2 separate regions of the Homo sapiens genome follow, and region 1 is linked to region 2. Evidence: read pairs that join two places in POLR2A ChIA-PET (ENCODE). Cell type or tissue: HepG2. All regions are shown on one strand. Each heading gives the region's core, and the rest is flanking DNA. Links, peaks and the distances in the headings are about the cores only.

Evidence for each region. Peaks named below come from ENCODE experiments on the same cell type or tissue, not always from the same donor. Only the 100,000 strongest peaks of a DNase experiment are listed, where the experiment ranks them.
Region 1: POLR2A ChIA-PET joins it to region 2 with 5 read pairs; 1 of 35 experiments calls an interaction of 5 or more read pairs at or near these places.

Annotation. Positions count from the first base shown.
Region 1 is chr3:172,699,546-172,703,943 of GRCh38, reverse strand. All of the region lies in intron 1 of NCEH1 (neutral cholesterol ester hydrolase 1), which reads left to right. It also overlaps the pseudogene RNU6-547P. Among named protein-coding and RNA genes, the nearest start is that of NCEH1, 9.3 kb to the left of the region's middle. In HepG2, for the core only: no CTCF peak of the experiment used is centred there; a DNase peak (open chromatin) is centred at 1,983.
Region 2 is chr3:171,091,035-171,095,432 of GRCh38, reverse strand. TNIK (TRAF2 and NCK interacting kinase) reads left to right here. Exons shown (of 33, transcript NM_015028.4): 23 at 1,465-1,594. Among named protein-coding and RNA genes, the nearest start is that of MIR569, 14 kb to the left of the region's middle. In HepG2, for the core only: no CTCF peak of the experiment used is centred there; a DNase peak (open chromatin) is centred at 2,622.

The sequences.
Region 1 (4,398 bases), core at 158-4,157, 1.6 Mb before region 2:
TAGGATTTTTCTTTAAACATATGGAGGCAAAAGGTTTTAAGAATAGTGTCAGGGGCATTATTTAATCAGTGTTAGTTCTGACAGGTGAACAACCTGAGTTGGTCTCTGCAGATAGTACCTATGAAACATTAAGGTCAGATTGATTCAGCTACCTGGTGTGTAAGATAATGCCCAATTTATAGTTTCCTTTTTATTTTTTCTGGTACTTCTACAAATATAACCCTGAGCATAGAAATACCCTCATTATTTTAATGGGACATCCTATTTCTACCATGCAATTTGAGCTTGATCTGAGACATTTCTGTGAAGTGTGAAAGTACAGTTAATCATTCTTAAATGTTCTTTTTATGCACAATTGCTTCTTTTAAAATAGCATTTTAAAATAGCATATATTTACTTTTTTTTTTTTTTTTTTTGAGACAGAGTCTTGCTCTGTCACTCAGGCGGGAATGCAATGGTGCGATCTCGGCTCACTGCAACCTCCGCCTCCCAGGTTCAAGCAGTTCTCCCGCCTCAGCCTCCCGAGTAGCTGGGATTACAGGCCCCCGCCATGATGCCCGGCTAATTTTTTTTTGTATTTTTGTAGGGATGGGGTTTCACCATGTTGGCCAGGCTGGTCTCAAACTCCTGACCTCAGGTTATCCACCCGCCTTGGCCTTCTAAAGTGCTGGGATTACAGGGGTGAGCCACTGCACCCAGCCATATTTACTTTTCTAAAGAAAATATGTAACACTGCAAATGTGTGTCATCCTTCTGCAGGGGCATGCTAGTCCTCTCTGAACTGTTATGGTTTTAGTGTATGTGCTGCTGAAGTGAGCACCATATATTTACTTTTGCTGCCAAATGAAATTATGTGGGAACTGTCTACCACTTCTCTTTCATTTTATGTTTATATAGAATGAAGAAATGTAATTGAATTTATTTTCGTTTTTTACTTTTTATTTTTTTCTTACAGACAAGGTCTTGCTCTGTCACCCAGGCAGGGATGCAGTGGTGTGATCACAGCTCACTGCAACCTTGAACTTCTGGGCTCAAGGGATCCTCCTGCCTCAGCCTTTTGAGTAGCTGGGACTACAGGCGCGTGCCACCATGCCTGGCTATATTTTTCTTTTTTTATTTTTTAGGAGAGACAAAGTCTTGCTATGTTGCCCAGGCTGGTCTCAAACTCCTGGGCTCAAGTGATCCTCTTGCTTTGGCTTCCCAAAGTGCTGGGATCACAGGCATAAGCCACCGTGCCTACCTGTAATTGAATTTTCAAGTGAAAAACCTGACTATATCGCCTGCCTAATCTAAGGTGTGTCATATTGTGAAATTTTAACAAGCTCTCTTTCAGTGTTTAATAAAATTAAAACCCTGGACGTCATCACATATTAAATATTAAGGAGCTGGTCTGGCAAAACAGAAATGTGTAAGGCAGATACCTAATCTTGAGAAGCTTACAGTCAAGTGAGGGATGATAAACCAACTGCCAGCGATAAGGTGGGCACTTGAATGATGGAAGGAGAATTATGATAGAGGCATCTGTGGATTGCTGCAAGAGCCTTGGAAAGAACATCTAAAGTGGACCTGGGCACTGGGGAAACGTATCTAATCTGAGATGTCAAGGTTGAGTGCCTATAGTAAAAATATCTATTGAGCATATAGTGAGCATTTACTCTGTGGCAGATACTGTGCTATGTGCTTTGTGTTCAATTAGTTTAGCCCATGGTAATACAATCAGGCAGGTGTTCTTTATGTGACAAAGGAGGAGACCGAAATGCAAAGAAAAGTGACTTGCTTAAGATGACACCGTTTATACGAGGTGGAGCCTGAATTCGATTCCAGCCTGTGTTACTCCTGAACTCAAGAGTTTAGATTTGTGCTAGATTTCCTTATAATAGAAACCAGAGAAGAGAAGGGTGAAAGGGGCATTCCAGCCAGAAGCAGCAGTATGTGAAAGTTCTGTGGGAGAGGATGGTGTAGCTGAGGAACTACAAGTGGTTTAGACTGGCTGGAGCTTAAAGTTCAAAGGTCAGAGAGGGAGGCAGAAGGGAAGCACCAGTCAGGTGAGGAAGAGCTCTGTGGAGGAGAAAGGAGCAACTGACAGTCTTCTAGCAGAGAAGTCACATGCTCAAAACTGTGTTTTAGAATAGTCCTTCTCAGTGGCAGTGTAGACACTGGAATGTAAGAAAGCAAAAGTAGGCCAGGCGTGGTCGCTTACAACTGTAATCCCAGCACTTTGGGAGGCTGAGGCAGGCGGATCACAAGGTCACGAGTTTGAGACCAGCCTGGCCGGTATGGTGAAACCCAGTCTCTACTAAAAATACAAAAAAAAAAAAAAAAAAAAACTAGCTGGGCATGGTGGCACGCGTCTGTAGTCCCAGCTACTCGGGAGGCTGAGGCAGGAGAATCCCTTGAATCTGGGAGGTGGAGGTTGCAGTCAGCCAAGATTGCACCACTGCACTCCAGCCTGGGCAATAGAGGGAGACTCCGTCTTTAAAAAAAAAAAAAAAAAGGCAAAAGACCATCTAGGAAGCACTAATCCAGGTGAGAGCATGAACTAACAAAGTGGGACTGATTTGGAGGAAAGCTGATCAGAGTTGCTGTTGGAGGGGAGAGTATGGAGCATCGGAGAGGAAGGAGTCAAAGATGACTCCTGGGACAGATTCTGGAATAGCTGGGTGAATGGGGACCATGACCCTGATTTGGGAGCAAGAGCAGATCTGAGGGTGAAGATATAGAGTTTGGGACCCTGTTTTGAAGTGTCAGTGGACTAGTCCAAGGATGGCTGATCATAAACAGCTGCATATACAGATCCAGAGCTCAGGAGACAGAGCTGGGCTGGTGATATGGATTTGGGAGTAGTCAGCAAATGGATAGTGGCAGAAGTAGTTGAAATGAATGTGTTTGGAGTGACAGTAAGATCTGGAGGATTTTACCAAGGGTGCCCCTCAGGGACACCAGTGGCAAGTGGAAAAAGAGGCTATCCCTGAGAGAAATGAGACCTTAACATAACTTTTTAGTATACCTCATATTTATAAAGTACTCTAGATTTTATGAAGGTTTTTACTAATATCACCTCATTTCATTTTTTTTTCAATAAATAACTGGTTGCCATTGTTATTTCCATTTGTCAGCTAAGGGAACTTGAGGTTCAGAAAGGCTCAAGGACACCATCAAGATCGTATGATCAGGGCCAGGCACGGTGGCTCACACATGTAATCCCAAGGCAGGAGACCCCTTGAGGCCAGGAGTTCAAGACCAGCCTTGGCAACAAAGTAAGACTGTCTCTACAAAACATAGTTAGCCAGATGTGGTGGCACATGATCTCAGCTACTGGGGAGACTGAGGATCTCTTGAGCCTAGGAGGTGAAGGCTGTATGATCACACCACTACACTCTAGCCTGGGTGACAGAGCAAGACCCTGTCTCTTAAAAAAATTTTTTAAATTTAAACATGTGATCAGTTATGCTGGCGAAATGGGAACTGCAATAGAAATTCATGGACTCTTAGTTTCATGCCCTCCCTGCTGGGCTATGCTGTGAGGACACTCATGATAACTTAGTCACTAGTGAATTTTTTGTCCTGATTTTTTTTTTGAGCTCCCACAATTAATCTATATCAGTGCTTCTTCTTATTTTTTGTGTCATAGAAACAATTACATTTGTATAGTATACTGGGGATTCTGGAAGCAATTTTGGGGAAATCTGTATGAGCTTGAATAACAGAATTCACAAGATTTATAAAGAGTTACACAAATGGTTCTCAAATAGAATGCCAACTCTGATGCCAATTATTCAACTCTGTATAGTTATACAAAATGGCTTTAAGTTTTTACCTCTATAAAATATTTAAACATTGATAGCTAGTGCCCCATCTGTAATCCATTTGTAGAATACCTATTGGGAAGCTCACCTTTCTCCAGTTTGTAACTTTTAAAATATATGTCTGTTATCATTGTTATTAAACACAGATAGATAGTCCCCAAGTTACATGTATTTAGGTAGCCGTATAATTTATTGTCCAAACCAGGACATTTTTGAGAGTAGCAGGGACTGCTATTAATAATCATGCTAGGTCAACAGTGTTTTTTTCTTTGTTTTGAGACAGGGTGTCTGTGGCGCAGGCTGGAATGCAGTGGTATGATCGTGGTTCACTGCAACCTCTGCCTCCCCAGGTTCAAGCAATCTTCCCACCTCAGCCTCCCAAGTAGCTGGGACCACAGGCATACACCACCATGCCCAGCTGATTTTTGTATTTTTTGTAGAGATGAGGTCTCCCTATATTGCCAGGGTGGGTCTTAAACTCCTGGGCTCAAGTGATTCTCTTGTCTCAGCCTCCCAAAGTGCTGGGATTGCAGGTATGAGGCACCATGCCTAGCTCAGTGCAATGGTTTTAAACCAGAGTGATTCTCAGTCA
Region 2 (4,398 bases), core at 304-4,303:
AAATAGGAGAACAACAAGTATCGCATTAACAACCAAAATCCTTCTTCCAGAAGCCATGTTGTACCAACCTCAACCTGTGGTGTGTGGTTCTCAAATCCCCTGAGCTCCTAAACCAGAGAAATTCTGTGTCATGCAAATGAGGCACTCCTGATAGAGTGAAGCTCACTATGAGCAGTCAGTCATCACTTTTTGAGCCCTGGCACTGTGCTCTGTGCTACAGGACACAGGAAACATCAGTCTGTGTTCTCAAGGAGTATGCTGAGATCCTGTTACCTTCTCTCATTATACTGTAAACATGATAGCAAGAAAAGAACTGAAAATAAATATACCACCATGCAGGATGATTACAGAGGCTGAGTGCTGTTTAAGTTAAACCTCCTAGTTTATGGATGCCCCAATAAGCCAGAATGTTCTTAGTAGATATTTCTTCTTTATAGAAGCATAAAGCCCATGGATCTAATAATCATTTTTTGCATTCCTAGTATGTGACAACTCTAGGCTGGGTACTGGGTAATAATAATGAACAAAGAGACAAGGACTCTGCCATCACAAGCAATGAGAGGGAAGGAGAAAGGGAGAATTCAAAAGATAAGATAATTGCAAATTGTGATGAGAACTATGAAGGAAAAAGGGTGAAGAGAAAAGAAGAGGGGCTGTTGGGACAAGACATAGGTGATAAGAGCAGACTTCTCACAGAAAGCATCATGTAGGATGAATGAGAGGGAACCAACCAAGGCCAGAGTGGAAAGAACTTTCCAGGCAGAGGGAACAGCATGTGTAAAAGCAGGTCAGGTTGTCTGCTGCCCAAAGAAGGAGGGCAGGGGTCAGGGGAGATCATGCAGAGCCTGGTGACTCCTGGTGCCAACTTCAGTGTTTTTTCCAGGTAAAGCCAAACACTTGCTCAGTCTGGCTACTGGGCAGAGAATAGGTCAAGAGGGGATGCTGCAAAAGTGGGGCCAGTCCAGACATCAACACACATTAAAATTAATATGAGATTGGCAGGGCGCGGTGGCTCACGCCTATAATCCCAGCACTTTGGGAGGCCAAGACGGGCAAATCACGAGGTCAGGAGATCGAGACCATCCTGGCTAACATGTTGAAACCCCGTCTCTACTAAAAATACAAAAAAAATTAGCTGGGCGTGGTGGTGGGCGCCTGTAGTCCCAGCTACTCGGGAGGCTGAGGCAGGAGAATGGCGTGAACCTGGGAGGCAGAGCTTGCAGTGAGTCAAGATCGCGCCACTGCACTCCAGCCTGGGCGACAAGGCGAGACTCCTTCTCAAAAAAAAAAAAATTAATATGAGATGTACTTAAGACCACTGACATGTACACTTAAAATTGGTACAATGGTAAATTTTATGTTATTAATATGTATATTTTACCATAACAAAAATAATGAATATGGACAGGAAACAGATATTTCCTAAAGATACATTGCCATGAATGTTGTTCCTTCTCATCTCAGACCAACAGGAGCTCCAGGCAGCAACGAGCAGTACAATGTGGGAATGGTGGGGACGCATGGGCTGGAGACCTCTCATGCGGACAGTTTCAGCGGCAGTATTTCAAGAGAAGGAACCTTGATGATTAGAGAGGTAAGTTGGTATAAAAACTGTGTAGAGGAAATGCCATTTCTTCAGTGGTTTTTACATTAAAGCTTTCACAGAGAATGCCTATGGCATGTATTTTAAGTATGGGGAATTCTTGGGGGAGGGAGGACCTGTGCTTCCAAATAGTTGAGTGATTTTAATTGTCTGCTGCCTTCTTTCCTGTATTCTTCTAAGCTCTGGCAGTGTGACTTAATTATATTATTCCAAATTCTTCAGCAGGAGCTATGCAAATCAGAATATAGAATTTGGGCCTGAGGATATAAAATTGCAAACTTAGATGTTTCCTACAACAGGAAAACAGAAATGAATGGTCTCTCTGAATAGCATCACTGGCCTTGTTATGTCTCTTCTCCCCATGGTTTTATCTTAGTGGATTTCGTATAAAAAATGCTCAATAGTTCCAAGAAATGATGATATCATCTTATCTTGTTAAATTAACATTAAAACAACCGTTAAGTTATTTTATTGAAATAACAAAGAAATAGGCAGATCTACTTCAAAAATGTACCTTGGAACTTTGGTTGAATTTTTTTTTAAACTCTAGGAACATCATTTCATTTGGGGGGTGGCACATGTTCCCTTTCATCTGTCCTTCTGACATGCAGTAACTCCCCACTGTGTCCATGCTAACCAGAAAGACCCTGACAAATTGAAATCCGTCTTTTCCTCTTTTTCACTTCATCATCACCATGCAAGTTTGAGTGCAGATATTTACTTGGAAGGAAAGAAATGGCTGAGAACATTGGGCAAATGTTACCTGACCTCTCCCTGCATCCATCTATAAAATTTTATAAATAATAGCATACAACTTATAAGATGGTTGAGAATATTGAGTTAGTAAATTAAGCATTCAATAAATGTTAACTATTTTATTTCACTCTCTCCTCGGAAATGAATTCTCCTTTTACTTGTTATCACCATCCAGTCCTCCCTCTGAAACATAAACATATGTCATCTGTTTTTCCTCTTCAGCCAGGACAGAGTTGGGAAACTCTAATAGCAGACTTTGCTCTCCAAAAAGGCAAAGGGCATCTCACTTTCGTAAGAAAGAAAGGAACTGTAGTTTTGAGATGAATAAGGCCTTTGAAATAATAATTAGCAGTGGGGCTATAACTGGAAGACTAGTTCACAAAGCAACTTGCTAGAATTTCATTTTATGTCCTTGTTGAATCTTTCAAGTAGCCTTTAAAGAGTCCTTTCACATATGCCTGAAATGAAAAATGGACTTGGCTGCTGAAATTGACATTGTGTAGTGCTGGCATATAAATCTCTTCATGTGGTTAATGGATAATTTCAATGGAAGTGTAGAAGGCTTCTATCCCTATAACTTACCACTTAGGAAAACATGAGGGAGAACGTTCTGGAGTGAGTTGCTGTTTGACTCCAGATAAAAGGACTCCGATTTCTAATGTGGCTTAAAATTTGCTTGAGTCTTTATGACAGAGTCAATACCTCCAAGTAGACATTTGGAGCCACATTTTCAGTTCATTGCCAGCCACATCCAAATGGCTCCATGTTATTTATAGCACTCCAGTATTCTATGACCACAACCTGTCACTTTGAAAACAGCATTTGCAGCCGGGCGCGGTGGCTCGTGCCTGTAATCCCAGCACTTTGGGAGGCCGAGGTGGGAGGATCACGAGATCAGGAGATCGAGACCATCCTGGCTAACACAGTGAAATCCCGTCTCTACTAAAAATAAAAAAATTAGCCAGGCGTCGTGGCGGGCGCCTGTAGTCCCAGCTACTCAGGAGGCTGAGGCAGGAGAATGGCGTGAACCCGGGAGGCAGAGGTTGCAGTGAGTGGAGATCGTGCCACTGCACTCCAGCCTGGGCGACAGAACGAGACTCTGTCTTAAAAAAAAAAAAAGAAAGAAAGAAAGAAAGAAAATAGCATTTGCCAGTGTCTTATAGGAATTTGATCTATTAAGGAACCCAAAATATTTTTGTCCTCTCAATTTCCAATTCTGCCTTCCTCAATGTGGGTTTTTTAAATAACAAACTGTATTAGTTGGGGTTCTCCAGAGAAAGAGAGTATTTACATATGTAGAGAGAGAGAGACTGCTTTATTATTATTATTATTATTTTTGGAGATGGAGTCTCGCTCTGTCACCCAGGCTGGAGTGCAGTGGTGCAATCTCGGCTCACTGCAACCTCCACCTCCTGGGTTCAGGCGATTCCCCTGCCTCAGCCTCCCAAGTAGCTGAGACTACGGGTGCACGCCCAGCTAAATTTTTGTATTTTAGTAGAGATGGGGTTTCACTGTGTTGCCCAGGCTGGTCTCAAACTCCTGAGCTCAGGCAATCTGCCCGCCTTGACCTCCCAAAACGCTAGGATTACAGGCGTGAGCTACCACGCCCGGCCGAGAGACTGCTTCATTATGAGGATGTAGCTCATATGATATGGAGGCTGAGAAGTCCCATGATCTGCCATATGCAAGCTGGAGACCCAGGGAAGCTGTTGGTATAAATCCTAGTTGGAAGCTGGGTGAAGATGAGATGAAATGTCCCACTTCAACCAGCGGAGAAGAAAAAGAGGGAGAAAATTCCTTCTTCCTCTGCCTTTTGTTTTGTTCAGGTCCCCAGCAGATTAGATGATGCCCATCCCACTTGGAAAGGGCAATCTACTTTACTGAGTCTACCAATTAAATGCTAATTGCTTCCAGAAACACTTACAGACATACCAGAAAAAATGTTTAACCGAGGCACCCCATGGTCTAGTCAAGTTGACACATAAAATTAACCATCATCAAACCTTGAGCTGAAAATTACTAAAAGTACATGTTTAAAC